3 separate regions of the Mus musculus genome follow, and all the other regions are linked to region 1. A link is a loop called in an ENCODE intact Hi-C map of the cell type or tissue named here. Cell type or tissue: left cerebral cortex. All regions are shown on one strand. Links, peaks and the distances in the headings refer to the core of each region. The heading gives the core; the rest is flanking DNA.

Region 1 (7,682 bases), core at 1,720-4,219:
CTCTGTCTTCAGACACACTGGAAGAAGACATCAGATCCCATGGTTGTGAGCTACCATGTGGTTGCTGGGAATTCAACTCAAGACATCTGGAAGAGCAGACAGTATGCTTTTAACCACTGAGCCACCTCTCCAGGTACCCCCTTTTAAAGATTTATTCATTTATTATTTATTCATTTTATGTATAAGTTCTCTATCTGCATGTATACCTACATGCCAAAAGAGAGCATCAGATCACATTTTAGATGGTTGTGAGCAACCATGTGTTTGCTGAGAATTGAACTCAGGACCTCTGGAAGAGCCTCAGTACTCTTGACCACTGAGCATTCCAACCTCTTCTCCTCTTCATATTTTCTTGTTTCAGGGCTGTTTTGCATATGGCTTCCGAAGCAGCACCCGCGGACTTGGCCCACTCAATGCCAATAGTGTCCTACCTATTTCATTATTGACAAATGTGTGTCAGAGTGCCCCCAGACATTGCCAAAAGCTCCTTGGAGATAAAGACATGGAAGCTACAACAAAGTGCAAAAACCTTACAAAAGCCAGTCAATTTCAAGCTGGTTTCAACCATGAGCTAGCTGGGTAGATCCTAGCCTGGGAGAAAAGAAAGAATGAGGGAGACACTTAGTGGTGTTCTATGTCTGTGGAAGCTGCTGATTACCTCTGGTCTCTAGCTTCTGTGGGTGGGGCTTCTTTGGCTACTTCCTATGTCTAAAGCAGGCAAACCTTTGGAATGGAACTGGTACAGTTCTTGGGGAACAGCAGGGGCTGATGGTTTTAGATTATGAAATGACCTTCCTTTAGCAAAGGAGGCTTGAGCCATGCATAATCAATCCCTGGCCTCCGCACATCCTTGTAATCCTGCAATTAACCTGCTCTAAGCAAAGTGTGCAGTGTGAAGCATCGCAACAGATGAAATTAGAAAATAAAATAAAAGCAAATTTGGGTGTTTGTTTGTATAGTAAACATTTCAGCATCCACCACGATGAGCGGTCCACCTGGTCGTGAGCGGAGCCTCGAGCTTCCCAAGTATTTTGTCTCTGCCCTGGGCCTCTCTGCCTCCCCAGCCTGAGGAACCCAGGACCTTGAACCGTAGCTGCTTCTTCCCACTTTGCATCATGTTCCCAGTCTGTGCTTTTTACACAGCCTCCGTTTCTTCCAATAAACCTCAGAAACTGCTCTGCGCACTCATTTCACACTTATAAATGTGGATAGAAACCTAGGCGAGGAGCTGTGTGAGACACAAAAGAGACAGATTTCAATTGTGAGGGCTCCTTCCCTTGCCTGACCTCGGGCAGCTGAGGCCTCTACAGTATGTTAAGATCTGGAAGATGCTCTGAATAATAAAATGAAATAAAATAAAATAAAATAAAATAAAATAAAATAAAATAACTTTTCCAGGCTGGGAGACGACCCAGTTGCTAAAGTGCTTGCCCTAAAGGCATAGGGACCAGAGTTCGATTCTCAGAAGCATACACAGTTGGGCAGAGCAGAGGCATCAGACATGAGGAGTCCCTGGGGCTGGCGAGCTCAGCAGTGTTGGGGAATTGGCAAGCTTAGTGGGAGACCCTGCCTCAAAACTAAGGTGGAGACCAATACAACCATGAAAGTGAAGACCAAAAGCTTCCGAGCCAAAGTCTCTCGTGATCGAGAAAGTGGTGCAGAAAGACGTCCACAGTCACAAAAAAGAGAAGGGGTACATGTCACCCACTTTCTGGCAGCCCAAGGCAGGGCCACTCTGGATGTGGTCCAAATGCCCTTGGCAAGAGTATGTCCAGGAAAAACAAACTCGACCACTATGTCGTCATCCAGTTTCCCCTGACTGCCAAGTCAGCCATGTCAGACAAAGACAATGACACACTTTGTTCGTCATAGGTGCCAAGGCCAATAAGCCCCAGGCTGGGAAGAAATTCTATGTTGGAATAACCAGAATCAATCAGGCTGGCGGGGAGAAGAAGGCACAAGTCCGTCTGACTCCTGATTATGGTCCTCTAGCTATTGCCAACAAATCTGGGAGCACTTAAATGGAGTTCCAGCTCCACTGAAATCCAGTTAAATCCCGCGGATAATTCTTTACTTAAAAAAACAAAGGTTTATTTTAATTATGTGGTGTCCACCTGTTTACACAATTGATCACAGGCACTCACAGAGGCCAGAAGAGGGCACTAGATTCCTGGAGCTGGGGTCACAGGTGGTTGATAGCTGGGGATTGAACTTGGGTCCTCTGTATGAGCAGGATGCAATAGTAACCACTGAAGTTTCTTTCCAGCCCCAAAGATAGACTTGTAGTTAGAGGTGCTAGGGATTGAACCCAGGGCCCCATGCACTGAGCTACACTCCAAACAGCTATTGATCTTAACTACACATTATTCACCATGAAAACAAACAAAACAAGACATCAAAGGGAGTAACTGAGGAAGCTACTGGACATTAACCTCTGACCTACACACACACACACACACACACACACACACACGGAATACATATATACATGACCAAACACATATACACATACACAAAATAGTTTTGCTCTGATAAATAAATGAATAAAAGCATCAATGCAGTTTCTCTTGCTTGGCCCTTTCTCCATGTTAATATTAATGCTGTGTTTTACGCTGGGGAGAAGACAGTGCTGTTTGTCCCAGAGCCGGTAACGCTGGTATGGCAAACTTCAACACAGTGTGGAGTACAGCTTTAATTCTCATTCTTCAAAATTCTGCTCCTCAGATTTTTACCAAAGCTAAAGCAGTCATTTTCCCCGCGCAACTGGCCACGTCTGAAGGCTTGGCATTGAACCTTAGGGAAAACAGACTCAGGGGCCGGCTCTGACCGTGAATACAGGAGACTAGTGCCTTGCCAACACACAGGCCAAAAAAAAAAAGGAGAAAAATACAATCCCTTGTGAGGATGTGGGGGAGATGCACACCTTTTACAACAATTTGTATCACTTTTGATTTAATGTGAGAGAAATGGAATTCTCTAGTAGCCACCCCTGACGTATTTGCATGAGATTCTTGCGCCATCCAGTGGATTTCTTGTGAAATTGCATCAATCGCTTGAGCCTTAAATGTCTCTTAACCACCCTGTGTCAGTCACATTCTACTCCTTTTTGCTATTTGTATTCAACATATTGTATCTATTTGTGTAATTTTGAAATAGTCAACAAAAGTACTTATTACAAAAAAAATACAAAGGAAGTGATTTTTAAAACAAAATAAAAATTTAAATTAGTCAATTAGATAAAGCAAGGCAATCTGTATTTAAGTATGTGAATATCCAGATCTGAGTATCCTAGAACATAAAGTTCCTTGACTCTAATGACAGATAAGCTAGAAAAAGGACAGGCATTAATGCACCAGTTGGGATGGTACCATTCAGAGGTGCTGGCCGAGCCGATAGATACATCATAGTGAGAATGCCAGAAGTCAGAGTGCATTTAATCCTAACTGCCAAATGTCACAGCTTAGCAACTGCCTGAGCATTGTCAGTTGTTTTTCCTCACGATGCTGCTGATGCTCTGGCTGACTGGGAGCTGCGGCTGACTGACACTGTCCAACCTGGAGACGGGGTCATGATGCCTGTCACTAGCCAAGGAATTGATCAAAAATTTGAAATGTGAAGCATGCTTTCTGCTGAATTCACATCACTTTTACAATGCTGTAAAGTTCAGCCCTCATACACGAGACATCATAAGTCAAGGACCATCTGTCCTGGTATTGAAGGTACGGCTGGTTTTGCTGCTGTGGGGCACTTGTTGTTGTTGCTGCTGCTGCTGTTGCTGTTATTTTGTTGTTGTCGTCCTTGTTGTTGCTACTGTTGGTGTTGTTGTTGTTGTTGCTGCTGTTGGTGTTATTGTTGTTGCTGCTGCTGTTGGTGTTATTGTTGTTGCTGCTGCTGCTGTTGTTATTTTTGTTGATGTTGCTATTGTTGCTGTTGTTGTTTTTGCTGCTGCTACTGTAGCTGTTGTCTTTATTGTTATGATTAAACATTGGCCAGGCTGCTCAGTGGGTAAAGATGCATGCAGCACAAACCTGCCAATCCTAGTTTGTGCCCTATATTCCATGTAAATAAAGATGGAAAGAGAAAACCAAACTGACCTCACGAAGTCGTCTTCTGACCTCTGCGTGTTCAACACACAATAATAATGATGATGACGACGGTGATGGCCATGATGTTTTAAAAATGAAACAGTAAAAAATATCCGGTAAAGCAAAGAATTGTTTCTAGGTTCGTTGAACACTGACCTTTCGCAAAAAAAGGCATTCATGAACAAAGTTGGTGGGGACAGAACGGGGTCTCCTGAACTGCTCACTGCATCTTAGGATATCTACCAGCCTAGCCACACGAAGCCTAGCCACAGAAGCTAACAGGAAACAAAACATCACAAGTTCCTGAAGATCCCAGAGGACAGAACCTGGCAGATTCCCCGGTGACCTGGACCCTCCTGGGAGCATAAGAGTCTCTTAACCAGATGTTCTCTGTGACCTGAAGCTGTGCTATCTTCGTGTCCTTCTGTGTGGACAATGTGTTATTTTCCTTGGGATACATGAACAAATATGTATTCACTCCACATAGTCCACCAATGCCAGACCAAAGAAATCATTTCATCCAAGTCCAATTTGGTAATAATAATAACTTTATTAGAGTTACCTACAGGATCATGAGAAATTTATGGGCAGCTACTCCACCTAGGAATATCTCCATTCGCCAGAAACTGTTAACCACTTAGGTATTTCAGGTGAAGAGAGTATTCCTATCTCACAGAGTCTAGTGAGCACTTCATGAGGCTTTTGAGTTTCTTTTCCCTTTCACAGGGCAAAGCTAATAGGCCCAATGTGAGGGCTGGTGTGGGTACTCAAAGCTGCTTTGGTTTTAAGACAGTAATGGTTGTGCTGTTTCCAAAGGACAGTGATCCCATCTTGAAATGGCAGACAAGGCATCTCAGAGAACACAAGGGTGGCCAAAAGAAAACGGGGATTCTTGGAGCGTCAGAATGATAGGGTAGCCGGGGTACCAGGTGGAGCTCTGGACAGTGTCTCTTAGATTTTACCGCAGCAACACAAGAGGGCAAAGAATAGTCCTTAAAACCAGGAATGATGACCATGGAGCTGATGGCTTTAGCTCTGGGCTTTGGGTTCTCCAGACTGAGTTGTCCTCAGTTGCTAAAGTATAGAAGTCTTAGGGACTTTTTTTTTTCCTGTAGGTCTTTAAAGCATAAGCCCTGGTTCTTAGTTCTAAACACTGTGTCCAATAAAAAACAAAACCACACCCAACTGAGACAACATGCTATTAAAACTAAGCGTGGTGATCCGAGACCAGATGTTTGCTTGGGCGCTGCAGATAGCTTCCACACTGTGAGCCTAACTCCTGAAAATTGTTTAACAAGGGTGGCTAACCATAGAGAGTTACCCATGAAGAGAATATGGTCTTTGTTAAACAGAGTCAGAAAGGCCGTAAATGTTCATCATCTTCCCCAACTGAATTCTGGGTCCCTACCTCATCCTAGCTGCTATCCTGGAAAAAAATACAAAAAAATGACTGATTCAAGGGAGACTCTGCCCAGTGTACCCCCCAATGGCGACTCCTGTCCACTGTGCCTTTTCTAACTGCCAGGGTACCCTACTCATGATTCCCCTCCATTCCGCATCTTCTGCCTGTGAAGCCTTTGTCCTTGAGCTCGGGTGGGCACACAATGCCAGGCCTTCAAGGCTCTGCCCGTGGTGGTATTCGCCACTGCTAGAGTGCATACTTTCTCCTCTTTAACTTCTGCCATAGCATTGTAGACTCCTGCCCTCTACATCTCTTGCCCTTTGGATTTTTCAGGCCTTTCTTCGCCACTTATCCAAGGCCTTCTCCAAAGCAGACACTCGTGGCCACTCTTCCTACAGCATGAGGTGATATGAGAACATCCAGGATCTTCTAGACTGCAGACTGCACGCACCATTCTGATGGATCAAGGTTTCTTTGAAGTCCCTGAAATTGAGCGAATGTTATATTAGATGAGCTCCTCCTCTGGGGCATCGCCTGCTGAGGGTCTCAGCTTCAAGGGTCTAAGCTTTCCCTTCGAAGAGCTTCACCCAAAACAGACTCTGTTATCCCCAAGACTGTACAAGCATCATCACTCTCCCCTAGCCAGGAAATGGTTGGTTTGGGTTTTGTCTTGTTAATTTCCTCAGTGTGTGGCCTGGCAGAAGTTCTAAGACAGCGGATGACAGCCACCGTCCCCTCTTTGCTTCCCTGGGAACCAGGGACAGTGTTTGTCTCATTTCTTTTTATGCCAGAACTTGTAGGGTTCCCTACTACTATTAAATGGGTAGCAGCTAGGCCTCTAACTAGTCACTCTCTGGGACAAAGGGATTATCTAGAAAAGCATGTGCCTGCCCTGAACATATGTAAGGAAGAGGCTGAAGAACTCTGAAATGCCTCAGCTAGGAAAGGCTTTGAGGTTCACTAATCCCTGTGTCCCTCCTGGTAAGAGGCGCGAACCTCCTCCTGCAAGTTCCACACATGCAACATAACATGGTTTGCACACACACACACACACACACACACACACACACATACACTTAGCTAATTAATTAAAATGTTTAAAAAAGAAATAGTTCCGAAATTACAAGGGGAGGTGGAAGATGGGAGATGGGGAATGGCTCTGAGGTTGTTGCCTTGAAGAGCCAGAGTTGAGCACCCATGATGATCTTCATCAGCTAGTCTCCCAGTGCAGAGCAGACAGAGTGGATGGAATTCTGCTCACAGCCACTTGAGGGCAGTTCTCCTCAGCTCTACAAAGCCTGAATAGGATGAAAGACTGAAGACTAAGCTGGGATGGGCCAGGGATATTCAAGAGGCAACTAGTGGACTGTTCAAGTCTGTGCAGCCTGGGTCAGGAGCTTACTGGGTGGCATGTTTACAGTTTGCCTTCCACTGGGACACTTCTCAGGTTCACTGGGTAGTGCAAAGGAAGAAAGGGATACCCGTGGAGGAGGGTGGCGACTCCAGTTCCTGCATTACAGGTCACACCTATATCCCCATACATCTGCCACTACCATAATTGTTCTGTTTACCTGCTACCAATTGCTTTATTTACATAATCCCAAGCAAGCAGTTTGGTGAGAATATGCATAAAAATCACAGGCAGAGCAGGACAGGCACTGGACAAAAGACTGGCCTCGTTTAAATAGAGAACCAGACACAGCCTGAAACAGGTGACCTCAGTTGTTGATCTAGAAAACTTCCAGGGTCTTGCAGTCCTGCCTGGTGACCGTGAGAAGCAGGAGAGGGAGGGACAGGCCTAATTCCTAAATGAGATGGTCCTTCCTGGAGACAGAAAATGGTAGGGCACAGCTTACAATGAAAGATTTCAAATTCTAAATAACAGCCCTTCCCCCTCCTCCCTGGAAGGACACAGTCTGAAAGTGGATCCGGTCTGACTTTTATAAACTGCTGCGATTGCTATTATACGGGGACTCTTGTCTTAGCTGTGTATCAGAACCCTGGAGCTGCTTTCAGAGCAAATGCAGCAATGCCAGGTTTAGATGACGGCAGTGTGACCTCGGGAAATGGAGATCTTCAAAGCTGCCTCAGGAGACCTGAAAGTGCCGGGTGTTTGGGCACCTGCCCTTCTAGGTGTGCATTGGACATACCATCCGTCTGGATGACAGCACTCTAGAAATTTCACTGCCTGGGGA
Region 2 (7,682 bases), core at 2,918-5,417, 250 kb before region 1:
TTGTCTCATCTCTCAGCCTTAACCCTCAGACACACGTTATTTTCACTACATTTTTTAAAAGTCCTGACCATGGGATTTCAGAGACAGATTAAGACAGCTACTGAGCGAAGTGATAAGCGAGTCCGTTGGAGTAGATGAGACCACCTAGGGTAGATCATATCCTGGATGCCAAGAGAGCCAGCAACAGCTGTCTGCACCCTCCCCACACCACTAGCTCATTCCAGAGAGGTTTCCTTTGAGCTCAATTGGAAGACTCCCAAAAAATACTCTGTAATGCTAATTGCAGATAATGGGCTGAAGGACTGGGGGTTCTCCTAGAGACAGAGGTGGTTCCTGGTCCAGTTCCCCAGACCCCAAACAACTATCTGTAGGAAAACCAGCAAAAGGTTCTTTGAAGGCAAACCCAGAGGGTGTGTTGACCACTAGGCTATCTCCCTTGAATTTCCATTAAGCAAGAACTTTCCACACAAGCCTCTCTTTTTTTCTCTGGGCTTTTAAATCCAATCTGTCCAATTTCTGATGCTGGATGACCCAGAAACTCAGCATGGTTTGGGAGAGTGACTTGAGCTTGCCGTAGCCCAGACATATGTAGTTGATACCTATGGGCAGATGGTGTTCATCCGGTAAAATCAGGTACTTTATTGTGTTAATTAATGCAAGAGGGACCCTGAAAATACAATATTAGCTAAATTTCCAGTCTAGCAAGGCCACCGGTGCTTTCTGTTGGCTAAATTTGGAAGTTTCTATCCTGATATAACCAGAGATGTTCTGGAATTCTTTTCCTTGAGGAATAACTTGGACAGAAAGCAAGGCAGGTAAATGTGCTATTAGAGAGAATTTAAAAAGGAAGGCTTCCCCCACTTCAAGGAAAAAAACCAGGCCTATACAGAGCCTAGAGGCCTCTTTGAGACCTTCCCACCACCCACAGGCCTTAGCATTGAGGAAGCAATAAAGTAATTCTCACTTGAGATTTGTTCAATTAGCACCCCTGTGTTTTTTAAAGGCAGAAAAATGCTTTTATGAAGAGAAAAATGGTCTTCTTTTTGGCAACCTGTGTATGAGGAAGAATTCTGTGAGCCTTTGTTTTACCATTTAGCGGCTTCTCCTGCTGCAAAATAACCTTTCTCTGTCTGTTCAGGGAGATCAGGCAGTCAGGGGTTAATTCCAGTCAGTTTCCTGACCTCTTGCCCAGATGACTTTTTAAAATGTTGGATGCATTTGCATGGGGATAGAATAGAGAGAAAATGATAACTTAGTTTTAATTCGGGGCTTAACAGAATCTCTGTGTCACAGTTTGTATAGAAGCAAGAAGCTGAGTTGTATGCCAGGCAGACCTGAACTATCTCCATACCATACCTGCTGAGTGACTTAGAACACAGTATTTAATCTTAGAATAGGGCCAGGCTGTGGTAACAGTGGCAGTGGAGGTGGTGAGAGTGATGGCGCATGTCTTAATCCTAACACTTTGGAGGCAGAGGCAGGTGGATCTCTGAGTTCGAGGCCAGCCTGGTCTACAGACTGAGTTCCAGGACAGCCAGGGGTACACAGAGAAACCTGTCTTGAAAAACAAAACAAACAAACTAACTAACAAAAAAATGATGTGTGGATAAGAATAGCTCCAGCTACGTCACAGGTGGAATAAACGACTCGTTCCTGCTCATGTAGGAAGGGCCTGGAATGCAGCCACTGAGTTTGGCTTTTGTCTGGTGCTAAATACTCTTCTGAGTCCTTCTTGTACATGGTCCTTGTACACTACCTTGGAACTCTATACATTCAGTTGAAGAAACTGATGCTTAGGTGACATTCAGTCACCACCCAGTTGGTATCTAGCTGGTCTAGGATTTAAACCCAAGGTGCCCTGAATGTACAGATGTATTTAATTCTCTTCTCCCCTTCATTCGAACTACAGAGCAAATGTGCTTAGAAGTTTGGGCATTTGGCCCTTTTGCAGATTAACTTGAACTCAACCTTTGTTCAAAGCTGTCTCTTCTTCTAGAAGCCAGCCTGCTCTCCGTTTGCCTAATTTGACCTTCTTTCTCATCTCTTTCCCTTTCTTGTTCTGAAGGCGGAAGAGACGGAATTTCAACAAGCAAGCCACAGAAATTCTGAATGAATATTTCTATTCCCATCTCAGCAACCCTTACCCCAGTGAGGAAGCCAAAGAGGAGTTAGCCAAGAAGTGCGGCATCACAGTCTCCCAGGTGAGAAACCCTTGAAGAGCCAGCTTGTGGCCTTGCCTGATGGAGCCTCAGGGGGGTCTTGGAGGTTTTTCTTGGGCCTTCGGGCCTTGTAAGATCCACCAGGGAGAGCCTTGAAAGAGGAAGGTAAGCTCTTAGTACTTGTGAGACAGTTTTCAGGTGAGTTTAAAAGCCCAACCAAGGGAAACAACCAAAGGAAGAGAAAATTTAGAATACAGTGTGCAAAGAGAGACAGGCTCCTCCTGGATGGAAGTGTTTATTATATAATACCCGCACGTTCCGTGCCGTTCCTTCTAATTCCGTAGCAGTTTTTTTTTTTCTCCAAAACCAGGAACTTTAATAAGAGTTGGTGACCCAAACTACTTGAATGAAAGGGATGTCAATGCTTTCTCTTAGTGTTCTGACTCTACAAGGAATAACTGATTTGGAGAAGGAATTGAGAATGCCACTGGTTCCATTGGAATGGCACTGAGTGTCCCTTCCTCCAGAATGCATTCACTATAACAGGTCTCCACTGACGTGGAAAGATGCATGATGCAATAGTTGTATGCACATGGAATCTCTTAACATGAGCAGAATAAAAAAATAAAAAATAAAAAAAGAAGCAGTATTGAGCCCCTACTTTAGCCTAGAAAAAAAGTATAAGAAAAATTACATACTCCCCTGGATTTGAGAAGAAGACTTCCTTACAGTAGTGACTGTCTTTGGAAACACCCACTTAGGTAAGGCAGCATGCATATGGGCCTTCAGTGGCTCTGTGACCTAGCTGAAGGTCCTTTCCAGTCACATCGCTTAAAGAAAGAACCTCAGTAGTCAGACTCAACTAGTCCAGTCTCCTGTTTTTCTAGAACTGTTCCCATTTCAGTCTAGGTTTAGATTTCTTGTCTATATAACGGGAAGACATGATGTTCCTTGCTCCTGGTGGTGGATCTGACGAGTGAGTTTACGTCGGGAACCACACACCTCAGTAAATTCCCATGGTAGCGTCCTCTAAACTACTCCATGGACTCAAGGCAAAGTCCATAATTCCAGATTTTAAATTTATCTAGAAATGAGGAAGAAGCCTTCTGGAGTCAGGTTGTAGCTAACGATACTGGCATTAGCTCTAGCAACCTCTACCTCCTTCATGGTGGAAAGCCAAGTGCTGAATACTTTGTTCATTAAAAGAATTATTTATATGCTGTGTCTCCTTTCATCTGTTTCCTATCTATTCCAAGGCCATGCAATTCTTGCCTCCCCCGACCCCCAACACACACCCCATCACCACCACCATCACAGTAACAATTACAACAGGTAGGCTAAGCTGCTCCACATTGTGAGGCAAAATCTGCTGAGAAACAGCATGATGCTATTCATAGACTAATAGGCTGGGGGCTCATTTTTTTGGCAAGGGTCAATGTGGGATTCTAGAGAACTCTTACTTTTGGAGAGTCTTTATTATACCATTTACCAAGCATGGCTGGTTGGAAGATACATGTTAAAGCTGTCTATGTTTCTCATATTTAGTGATGTATACTATTTTTCTTAAGTTTCCTCATGTGGTAGAAGTTCACTAGCCACCCTTTTTAATATTCACCTCATGGGAGCTGTCAGCCATCCTCTATTTCTTAGTACTACTATTGCATTTCCTCTCTTCCCCTGGGCCAGCCCCATTCAGTCCTTTGAAGTCCCCTCTCTCCCTCTCCTCCCTCTCCCTCTCCCTCTCCCTCTCCCTCTCCCTCTCCCTTCCACCCTCCACCCTACAACTGTTTTTTCTTTCCTTAGCTTTCATCAGTCCATGCTCCAGCCAGTGGACCTTGCTCACCTTTTTTTTTTTTTCCAGTCACAATTTTTTTTAACATGTGCTAAAAAGCTCTTGGTTTCTCCCGTGACCCCCAACAAAAATAGGCTCATATACCTGAATCCATCTGAAATGCCTCTGATAACTGTCTTCTCCCCATGCTCCCCAAAGAGCCCTGCACCCCTATGAGTGCTGCTCTGAGTGTGGTCCTCAGAAAGCAGCATCAGCAGCATCAGTAATACCACCAGCACGTCACCTGTGACCTATGAGAAATATGGACTCTTGTGTCTTATACCAGCTCTGTATCTAAATCTTTGCAAGCAGGTTCTGGAATCAGCTCTCACGAGCCATCTGTGAATGCTTAACTCGGAAAAGCACCGTTCTACACACTCACAGCTACAAATGTAACTCCATTTGAATATCCAGATGGGGCTTTTGTCCCGGAACACTAAACTCATGTATCTTACTTCCCACTGGATTTTGCCGTGGCTCTGCCCATAGGCTCTTGAAACATAACATGTTTGAGATGTAAATCAAACAGTCCCCAGAAAAACCTATTATTCTTTCTCTGTTGTCTGACTCATGCTACTTCATCCGTATGCATCCCTAGAGCCCGTCTCATATTAGGCCTTTAGTCTATGACAGTTGAGTATTAATTAATGAAATGTGAACTCTACGTATTATCTGAGGTAGAAGATACTGCTATGTAGACACTATAGGAAGTGCCATGACCTATCTAACATATTCCCAAATCAAGTCTCTTCTCATTTAAACAGGAAATCCTTCCTGCAGTCCCTCCCCCACCACATCTTCCTTTCTTGTTTGTCCACATACAGCTACTAGAAATGGACCTGGGTCATTCCCTTTCTTCCTGGAAGGGTCCCCTAAATTACCTTCATCTTTTCTGTCTTTTTTCCAGTTACTTTTGAAACACGTACCTACCTTTTCCCTCCCTCCCTGTTGCACATATAAATCAATAACCAGTGATAATTATGATTGATTCATATGCACGGTGAAACTTAGATCAAGAGAAATTTGAATTTCAAAGTGCAGTTAGACGTGGCGTCGTCCTGAACCGAGCTCAGAGGCACACCTCCTCCCCCAGTTTAACTCTGTTTCTCTGCATTTGCAACAAATAAAGCAGTTTATTATTGAATTTTGTTCTCTCTTGTTTACTAATATTGCACTGGTACAGTTTGATTTTTGTAACAAAGGCTTGGCATTTCTGCTATTGTGTCAGCCACATAGGCCTTTGAAGGATAGCGAGGCCTTTGAAGTTTTAGCTTTGTTGAATGCATTCAAAACTAAGTGTAGTTTTTTGTTTTTTTTGTTTTTTTGTTTTTTTTTTGTTTTTTTGTTTTTTGTTTTTGTTTTTTTGTTTTTTTGGTAACCTTACATTTTCTTTATCTGCCATTGTTGATGAAGGGTAGAGTGGGAGTTATAAGTGATGTGTGTTATATGTGGGGTCAATTTGTTCTTCCCAGTTCTGTTTTCATAGCTTGTTGTGTAACTAAATAAAAGCCACAACAGTATTGTCCAGAATCACCGCTAGAACATAGGGTGCTTTAGACATCCCTCCCCAAGGCAAGACCCCTGGGGTAAATGTCAGTGTATGTCCTGACTCCTTCCTGGTAAGAGTCTCTGTATAGATGAAGAAGAAGTACCAACTGGAGCCAAGACAGCTGCTGTGAGCCACAGGAAGGAAATAAATTAACAAAAGGAAGTAAATTAGGTTTATCGTGTTCATTGGCTTTGAACATTTAAAAGCAGGAATTCAAAGTAATAATTAGCTGTATGAGTCAGTTGTTTGGTCTTTTTTTTCATACATAAGATCAAGCTTTGTACGGCACAATACAGTTAAGACTCAAAAGTCCATATTAAGGTCATTTAACTTCTAAAATTCTGAATTAATGAATGCATGGAAGCATCCATATGTTGTTATAGATTTATGTGGACATTTTAAAGGTCTGTGCATTTTGATTGCACAGTGTCAGTGTTAGCATTGCTTTAAAAAGAACAAGCATACTGGGCAGTGGTGGCACCAGCCTTTAATCCCAGCACTTGGGAGGCAGAGGCAGGCAGATTTCTGAGTTCAAGGCCAGCCTGGTCTACAAAGTGAGTTCCAGGACAGCCAGGGCTACACAGAGAAACCCTGTCTCTAAATAAATAAATAAATAAATAAATAAATAAATAAATAAATAAATAAGAACAAGCATTTCTCTTAATACATTTATTTAAATGTCATAAATAAATGTAGATTTATTTAAAGATTTAAAATACTTGTTCTAAATCGGGAATCCTAGCATTGGTGAGCAAGTCTTGCACAGGGGCATCGTATTCACAGTGGTCTTGTGGAATTTTAGCAAGCCCACAGTAGGTAGTTGGTCCTCTTTAAGATCTTACTTTTGCTTCCTCGAGGGTGAGATCACACTATCCTGCCCTATCTCTCGATCCCTTCGGGGACCCTTCTCTTTCTCCACGTCTTCTGATAGCTGAAGAGCTAATTCTCCCTTCTTCTCTCCTGCTGCTCTAGGTATCAAACTGGTTTGGAAATAAGCGAATCCGGTACAAGAAGAACATAGGTAAATTTCAAGAGGAAGCCAATATTTATGCTGCCAAAACGGCTGTCACAGCCACCAATGTGTCAGCCCATGGAAGCCAAGCTAACTCGCCCTCTACTCCCAACTCAGCGGGTTAGTTTCCTCTTTGATTTGGGGGGATTATTCTCCATTTGTGTATTCGTTTTCCCTACTTTGAGATTTTGTTTTGATGCGTATGCGTTTTGACTCATCGATTTATACTGCAATTATCATTTGTTGTCAGTGACAATTCAGGTTTTTTATCTTTTTATATCCAAAGGACAGTGTGCTTTTTAAGGTGGGGCTGTCTGCAAGTTTGCATTGCAATGCATATGTTTAACTTAAAATGGAGGTATATTGTTTGGATTTAATGAGACCTCTAGAATCACTGATCAAATTTAACATGTAGGCAGTTCCTTTGGATTTTCCTATGATGTTTTCATCCTTGTTTATCTTGCTGTCCCCATTGTGTCTGGGTCATGTGCTGGCGTGCCTCCTGGGCAGGAATATTCTTCTAGCAAAGGTCTCATTGGCAAATTCCAATCTCCAGGGCCAGGCTACAGTATTTCCTAGAAGCTGATTAGAGATATTATTCCTTATCGTTTTCTTTAATTGGTTTTCCTTATGTAAACTATCAGGAAAAATTACAAGCTATTAAGCCAAACTTTTCCAATTCTAGTGTTCATACTGGAACCTCAATCATGTGCCCTGGGTCTAAGATTTTTTTCCGTGAACATGCATTGTACACTAAATTCAGACTTTAAGCTGGCATAGAAGTACATTTTTAGAAATGCCCTGTTCTGTTACTTCTGAACCTCCATGATTCCAATAAAAAGTCAGTAATATATGAAGTATAACCTCTATGACTGTTTGCTGCAGAAAACATGTGCATACTTCTGGAGGGGAGAAAGGGAAAACAAAAGTTTCCTTATTTAATATGTTTAGTATCGGAAGTCATCCTACTCTATAACAGACAAAACACATTTATTTGGAATGTGGAGTGTCCTTCTAAGTCCGGTGATACCAATAATATACTAGCAAATCCAAATATATTGATTTATAATGCGGTTGCATATATGATGGCTGAGGTTTCTATAGAGTATATATGATGACGTCGGCCTCACA
Region 3 (7,682 bases), core at 2,918-5,417, 480 kb before region 1:
ACTTTATTTGCAGATCCCGCTGACTCCTAAGCTAATTCAGCAAGTTTGATTTTTTTTTCTTCTTCACTTACCCTTCCGTAATAATAATAATAATAATAATAATAATTATTTGGTCTTTTTTTCCTCACTCCCCACTCAAAATAAACAAACAAACAAACACAAAAAGCAAGGTAGCTCTGTGTTAGTAGATGTCAGATACTAAGAAAATACCTTGCCATCACTCCATTCTGTTTTTAGAAAAAGGAAATGGGAAGAAAGGAAAGACAATTTTGCTTTTGAGGGCTGTTTGTTAGTTTTAAGAGACTCCGATTTTTAGTTTAACTTTATTGTCTCTTATTTGACTTGCTGTTCTCACAGGACAGAGGCGCCTATGTGTGGTCCTTTATAAAGGGGTGGGAACAAATACCAACCATATTTTCTACCCCATGCCTCTTCCAGGATCACTAAGAGTACTCCTAAATTGAAATGGAAACTGGTGGCTTCATTTGTATTTCAGTAGGGCAGGGTATGAAGAAACATAATTATGAAACTGGGACTTCCTTAACTGAACCACCACCAGGTATACATAGTTCTCCACTTTAGGATTTTTTACAGCAAGTCCTCTTTCAAAATGAAAACACAGGTTAAGTGGCAAAGCCACTAACAGCTTGCCCAAGGCCCAACTCAGTTAGGAAGGATTTAAAAAAAAAAAATCTAATGGCCACATATGTCCACACAATTGCTCAGCTCTGTTAAATCTCTGAGTACTTTTTTATTTTGCTTTGGAATTCTTTTAAACATATTACAGAGTGACTAAACCTTATGTGACTTAGTTATATGGTTAACAAGTAATGTGGATTTTATGTAAGAGAAACACAGCCTTGAGAAAGTAAGAGGAAGCAGCTAAGAGCACGCATGCTATGAATTACATTCATTTTAGCTGCGAACACATGGAACATGTAAACTGAAATGCTAAGGCTTAGGATGCCTGAAAAACTCGAGACTGTTAAGGACCCCCCCCCAACTATTTTCATGCTTTTAATGGGGGGGGGGAGATTTTTTGAAAAATTAATTGGTCCTCTTTTCCAATGTTATTATCTGAAGAAAAGCTAATGGGTATGACAAACGAGAGGCTCCCCACTGGCAACTCTCTCTTGAATTGGAACAGATTCCTCCATAACATTGTTCCAGAAAAATACACTCAGACACCACTGATCAACTGGCTTGATCACAAGTTCTTGAAGTGGAAGAGGCCAGTGAACGTGGGTCCTCACTACTTTTCTGCTCTCTCTTTTTTGTGAAACTGACGACAAACTCTTCTCAGCGGGTATCCCCTTTAATGGCCTAGATGCTGAGAAAGATCAGATGCAGTTTGGGGATGGGGAAAAATCCAGTTGTCTCTCTCTAACCCCATTTGTGTAGCGTGGGGAGGCAAAGCTTCTAGATGAGCTGCCAATTCTTTGCATTTGGGCCTGTGTGTGAAAAAAAAAAAAAAAAAAAAAGACTAGTGGGAAGTATTTTTAAAGACCCAGAAAAGATCTTAAATACATTGAACATTCTGTTTTTTAACCCCTTCTGAGAACTAGGTTGCTAACCCCCCACCTTTTTTTTTTCTTGAAAAAATGTAACTACTTAGACTATTAAGCTCTTTTTCTTTCTTACTAGTTCTACATTTGAAGTGCATATTTGTTAATTCAGAAAGTAAGCCATAACTATTTTAGATGCTGTGTGTATGTACGGTTTGAATTTCGAGTTTACTATTCCCCTGTTACAATTGTACAGAGCATGTTTGTGATGCGATCCCTGCCTCTCTGGAGGATGTGGGGTTTTGTTTTTGTTTTTTTTTGTTTTTTTGTTTTTTTTTGTTTTGTTTTGTTTTGTTTTTTCTTTTGGTTTGTTTTGTTTTTTAACTTTAAAACTGATTGAAAAAGAATTGAATGTGTTTTGAGTGCCCGGGGGTTTCTGCTTATCTTTACACATACATTTAGTTAGTAAACAGAATTCCCTTAGCTAGTAGCTGATAACATCAGTATTTTGTTTCCAAAACAATATCATTCTGCTAAGTGAGTCTATAGTAAACTAGAAGGAAGGGCATTGTTCTGTCCCTCAAGTGCATTCCCAGTACAAACATGCACAACCACAGGTAAATCACTAATCTAAAAGGCAAAATTGTATTTATTTTTTCCCCAGTGGGTGCAAGGTCCTAATTGTAAATAATTGAATTTCAACACCTGCAAATAAGCCGTGTGCGCACAAGAGCCATAATGTGAACACAGAGAAATGAATTTATTCCCCATCTGGGTATGTTTGCCCCCTGGCAATGCATTTCCATACTCTTTAACTTGGGGACTGAAATTTTATAAATTGACAGTTCTACTCACAAGACCTTTCAAGCATCTTATGTTTATGAGAAGACAGGGCGTCTGCAGAATGAATTCGAACACATGGATGAATTAAATTTGAAAACACACGCGCACACACAGACACACAGAGGGAGAGGCACAGCTCCTAGGCTATGGCCCTTACAGAGATTATACAGAACTGTTAACCTAGGCATTTGGCCTTGATGCATTCATTGTCTTGGGTAGGATTCTTGGTTGAAGAATTCCACTTTGGTTTTAACCACTTACTAAGGGGTGGAGGGGAGAAAGAAAGAAAGATGAAAAGAAAAACCCTTTCCCTAATGGGCATAATTTAGGTTATTTCTGCTCTGTAGTTAAATCCCTACCCTCACTGCTAATTACCATTGCTTCTTTTGCTATGGTGGGACTTTGTATATTAAGTCATAAAAACAACTGAAGCATGCCATAGAGTTAGGCTTGGTGTATATTTTTTTTTTTTTTTTGGCTAAGTGTTGAGGTCCCCTCTGTACCTTATCAGTTTGATCTTGAGTGTCCACCTAAGCTGTTGTGTTTGTTTTTTGTTTTTGTTTTGTTTTTTCTTGCAGAAAACATGCTTTAAACTGCCACAGAATGAAGCCTGCCTTGTTTAATGTGTTGTGTGAAATCAAAGAAAAAACAGGTAGGAATGAAAACTCCAACCTTTGGGCCTTTTTCTTTGGCTAGTTAAACCCGCTGAGCCTGCAGCTCCTCTGCTGTTCTTGGGACCTTAGTGTTTTAGAATGCAAGCGCTACCAGGGAAGTCCATGGCTGCTTTCTCTAAAGGGAAACAGCTTTGACAGCCGCTTTCAAGCAGTATGTTGTCTTTAAATCTGGCCCCAACTCTTTTTGAAATTGGGGCTAAGGCAGAGGTTTGGACGGGAAATTTATAGAATGATATGCCTTTGGGGGAAAAATACAAATGTAAAAATCCATTTCCTGAAGAAATAGATTTTTGTCTACAATGACTGACCCCCATCTCTCACCCCTGCTGTTGGGCAGGGGAGTAAGAGCTAAGCTGTTGTTTCCTTTCTTTTTTGGCCACTTTGTTCTTTGTATTTACACAGAGTCACCAACTTGAGGTTCTCAAAAGAGTGTCTTGGAATACCTTTGTGGAATGTCCAATTCAATATTAGGTGAACGGGCTTTTGAATGGCCTCTGGTTTTTCTAGCAGGGACCGACCCTCTTTAGATTTAGGGCACTATGTTATCCAGAGATCATTCCCTCTCTTGTTTTGCTACTTTCTGAGCCTCATATCATAGACTAACACACTTATAACACATCCCAGGAGGGCATTTAAATTTTAAAGCAACAATTAAAAAATCGCAGTCATCAATCAGAGGTGTTCTTAAACAACAGATGTGCGGAGAAAGGCCACTTAGCAACTGTCCTCTTGTTTCTTTATCTTGGTCCTTAATTTTCCAAAGTGGGTTAAATCGCTCCCTTGTAAGAAGAAAGGGTGGGGAAGGCGATCTAACGCCAGGGCATAAAGAGGGACTGGGGGGGTGCATGCAGACAGGGAGCGGCTGCTGGTCTCTGACTTTCTCGCCCACTTTAAAGCCGGGCAAAGTACCTGCCATCCCGTATATTTATTTATTTTTTACAACAAGGTGTATAACAGTCAATAATTCATATCTAAACCATATAAGCAAGGGCATGACATAAATGAAAGTGACAATAGATATGATTGCATGCTCGGTTGATATACATTGATAGTTACACATGGGAAGGGGGGAGGCTGCGGAAGGTGGCTTTCCTTACGTCTCTCCTTTTAAAGGTCTCTCTAAATGTCTCTCTGGATTTCTCTGTTAAGAAAAAAAAGAATCTTTTCAAGGGGTCACTGTTGATTGAATATGCAATTACTCAGGTCTTTCAAATGTCTGTGAAATTAGTAAATAGTTCCTTTGTTGGATGGTGCTTGTAGGGGATGGAACACGCAGACAAAGCACCTGAGACAGGCTTCCCAGACCTCTGAATCATCCAGGTGCCTGTGCCAGGACCTAACCTTATTGCAGAGCTGATAATTGCGTCGTTTTAGCCATGAGAGGCGCCTTTTGAGAGATGTATTGATTGTGCATACCGATATCAAAGGAGCTCTTCCTCAGTGTGCCTCTTAGGTTTTTCTTGTTATTTTGTCTTGTTATTTTCTTTCTTTCCTTCTTTCTATTAGCTCAGAGAAGGAAGCCGGGGGCTCGTGTGCCTATGTGTCTCCTTCTCTCCTAATTTTCCTTCTCGTTTGAAGTCTTCTGTGGTTATTCACTTTGAATGGCGGGTTTTGTTTCTCATCAAGTTGGAGTTTTGTTTTGTTTTCTAATCTCGGTTCATGAAATGTAGAGTCACAATAAGAAGGAATCGGAACTAAAGGGACAGAAGGAGAGTTTCTCTTTAAAGATACTGTATTCTGTATTTTTATTGGGAAGGGTACCACTGAGGTCACCGACTTGTACATCATGGCCCAAGTGTTCAATTCTCATCTCCTAATTAAAACCTGCTGAGGTAGTGTAGATCAAAGTGGGTGGCTGTGAAAAGAGGTCCGATTCAGGTGCGCAGTGAAGACTTCGCCCATGATTAATATTGGCTACGGTGCCGGGGGTGGGGTGGAAGTGGGGAGAAATTGTCGAATTGGCCAAAATGATGTTCTTATGGTTGGAAGATATTAATCTGTTTGTTGGTTGTTGTTGTTGTTTTTTTAAATTATTGTCAATATGAATATGGTTGGAGTCTTAAAAATAATATTATTTGAAGTTTTATGTGTTATTGATACAGGATGCCTTAAAGGATAGCTTATGAAGTAATGTAATTAGTGATGGTTCCTGTGTGAAGAGGGGTACAAAACAAGATTCTATGGAGAGGATTCCTGACTCGGGGGAGCAGGAACTCGCTTTTATTCTTCCAGTTGAGTGTTGGGAGGCTGGAGAGAGGGAACAGACGGAGGTGTCAGTGGTAGAGCAGACAGTACTGTGTTTAAAATCAGCTTTTATTACTAAGAACCGTGTGATTTCTGTGTTCAGGATCTGGGCTGCCTGTGTATCTTCATGCCTTTGATGCCCTGGGGTAATGAATGCAAAGTGTCTGGAAAGTTGCACAAGTCTTTCATTTCAGTGCCCGTTTCTGTCTGTCTGTCTGTCTGTCTGTCTGTCTGTTTCCCTCTCTTTTTCCAAAACTAGTAAAAAAAAAAAGGTGGTCTAAAAGACCAGGTCACATGCTTCTGTGCTGTCCTGGAACTTTTCTTATTGGGACTATCAAGGCCCACAGCACTGAACAAGTGGCCTTGCTGAGGCCATTCAGGGTAGAGCAGATCTGTGTACTCTGGCCAGGAGCTGGGGTGTGTGTGTGTGTGTGTGTGTGTGTGTGTGTGTGTGTGTGTGTGTGTGTGTGGTGTGTTGTGTTGGCTTGCTGCTGCTTTTGTTTCTTGGGTTTTATTGATTTAGTTGGAAGATTGAGGTAAATAGGAAAACTTACAGAGATGCCTGATCAACCTTTTTGGTATTTAAAAAACAAAAACAAAAAACACGTGCATGATACCTAAGGCAGGCTGCACGGACTGAATTATAGTTGATTGATGGGTATTTAAGTCAGAAATTACTTTGGGATTTTTGAAAAGTAGATGAACTTGAGTGTTTTGCTTTTGAGTGTGGGGAAGTGTTTATTTTGATACTTTATGCTTTTAAAATATAAACGCTAAGGTAAAAAATAAAATGCCAACAAAATATTCAGGTTACAGCTTGCGCTCAGCCTCATGCAGACCCTGTTGAGAGCCACGGCAACAAACTTTACAGATGTGCCTTCCAGCTGTATCGTCAGTCTGGGACCATAGCTGCTTTAAATACAGAATTTGGGTCATTTACAATCAAATTTCCTTTTAAAGAACTGTCACTTGTCCTTTTACATGTTAGCGATAGGCTGCATTTTGCCTGTGTCTACGTGGGCTGGAAAATGGGTTTCTTGGGACTGAAGAATAGGAGAAAAAAGTCAAACATGTTGATTTTCTGAAGGAGGAAAAAAGATCTGCAATATTTAATAAATACTTAAAATTTTTCTTTTTAAAAAATGTTTACACTTCTCTGTCCAAAAAAAAAAAAATCATAAGTTTAAAAGTCAGGAAAGGTGAAAAGAGAGCCTTATTTACTAAAGAGAGGAGTCCGAGACACCTGGGAGCAAGCTGCAATTGTGAGTGAATTTGAATTTTAGCACCTAATAGCTTTCTCTGGCACTCCTCAGCTAAGTTTATACCAAGTGTAATCTGCTCTTGAGTTCAATCAAATAATTGGAGGAGGGTTTAAAAACCGATCCCCCCCCTTTTTAATCCTCTTTTGTCTCTCTGTCTGTCTGTATCCAATTAACACCCCCATCGTGGTGCTGCCGATTGGCTTTTTACCCTTCCCCTTATTTCTCTTTTCACTCCCACCCTTCTCCATCCTGCATGCCACTACCACAGCAGTTATAGGATGGGACACTTCCTTCTCTCCCTGCCCCAGGAAGAGCTAGAGAGGTGTGTGTGTGTGTGTGTGTGTGTGTGTGTGTGTGTGTGTGTGTGAGAGAGAGAGAGAGAGAGAGAGAGAGAGAGAGAGAGGACTGACTGTGGAAGGAAGCTGTGTGTGACTTCAAAAGACACAAGTGACCTTGCTCCTTGAGCAGAACTGGACTGAAATAGCTGTAGACAGTCTGGAAAGGCCTCCGACCGGGTCCCTTTCCGAGCTGGGTGGGAGTATTGGAGATGCTAGCCTTCAAGGCCTGGCAACTGCAAAACCTTTTATTAATTTTTGTTTTTTTTGAAAAGACATCTAAGGAGTGGAGAATTTGGTCCTTTCAGGCTGCATGCCAGGGAGAATGGGCTAAGGAGAGGAAGGAGCAGCAACCATCCCTCCCTCACGAGATACTGGCTTTCCAAGTGAGGCACACGTGCTGTAGACCATCAGTGTGACTCTGAGAGAGTGTCGGGCTGTATGTGTGTGTGTGACTCTGAGAGGGTGTCGGGTGGACTGGAGGGAAGTCATGTCTTGTCTCCAGGCATTTCAGTGCCTTTCCATTCCTTGAAAGTGGGTTTCCAGACAGATGAGCTCCCAAGAAGTGTGAAGAGGGGTAGCGTATGATTTGCTCGTAGCGTCTCAAAAGAGATCGAGGGCAATAGTGTGTTATTTGTTTCCTCACCTGGATAGAACTTGAGAGACAGTTTGCGTGGAGACTCTGCAAGAGGCCGTGTGCAAGGGAGAACATTAGACCTAGAAGTGCCTGAGGTGCAGACTAGGGGCTGTGAGTAGTTCCGGAGGGGCTGAGATCAACTGGAGATTCCGGGACTCAGCTCCCAGCCCGGGCTCGGCCTT

Evidence for each region. Hi-C counts contacts between places; a loop is a spot of excess contacts. Peaks named below come from ENCODE experiments on the same cell type or tissue, not always from the same donor. Only the 100,000 strongest peaks of a DNase experiment are listed, where the experiment ranks them.
Region 2: a loop joins it to region 1, with 4 times the contacts of the local background. A loop is called at or near these places in 7 of 42 quality-filtered maps.
Region 3: it touches region 1 in a loop (9-fold over the local background); 6 of 42 quality-filtered maps call a loop at or near these places.

What each region holds. Positions count from the first base shown.
Region 1 is chr1:167,937,470-167,945,151 of GRCm38, reverse strand. No RefSeq gene overlaps it. Among named protein-coding and RNA genes, the nearest start is that of Lmx1a, 250 kb to the right of the region's middle. In left cerebral cortex, for the core only: CTCF peaks have their summits at 2,152 (motif pointing right) and 3,022 (motif pointing left); DNase peaks (open chromatin) are centred at 1,797 and 2,899; H3K4me3 peaks cover 386 bases.
Region 2 is chr1:168,190,267-168,197,948 of GRCm38, reverse strand. Pbx1 (pre B cell leukemia homeobox 1) reads left to right here. Exons shown (of 9, transcript NM_183355.3): 5 at 2,066-2,201; 6 at 6,512-6,671. Among named protein-coding and RNA genes, the nearest start is that of Gm51671, 150 kb to the left of the region's middle. In left cerebral cortex, for the core only: no CTCF peak of the experiment used is centred there; a DNase peak (open chromatin) is centred at 4,397; H3K27ac peaks cover 503 bases.
Region 3 is chr1:168,423,187-168,430,868 of GRCm38, reverse strand. Pbx1 (pre B cell leukemia homeobox 1) reads left to right here. Exons shown (of 9, transcript NM_183355.3): 2 at 2,927-3,000. Among named protein-coding and RNA genes, the nearest start is that of Pbx1, 5.1 kb to the left of the region's middle. In left cerebral cortex, for the core only: no CTCF peak of the experiment used is centred there; DNase peaks (open chromatin) are centred at 3,668, 3,858, 4,369, 5,334 and 1 more place; H3K4me3 peaks cover 2,500 bases; H3K27ac peaks cover 2,500 bases.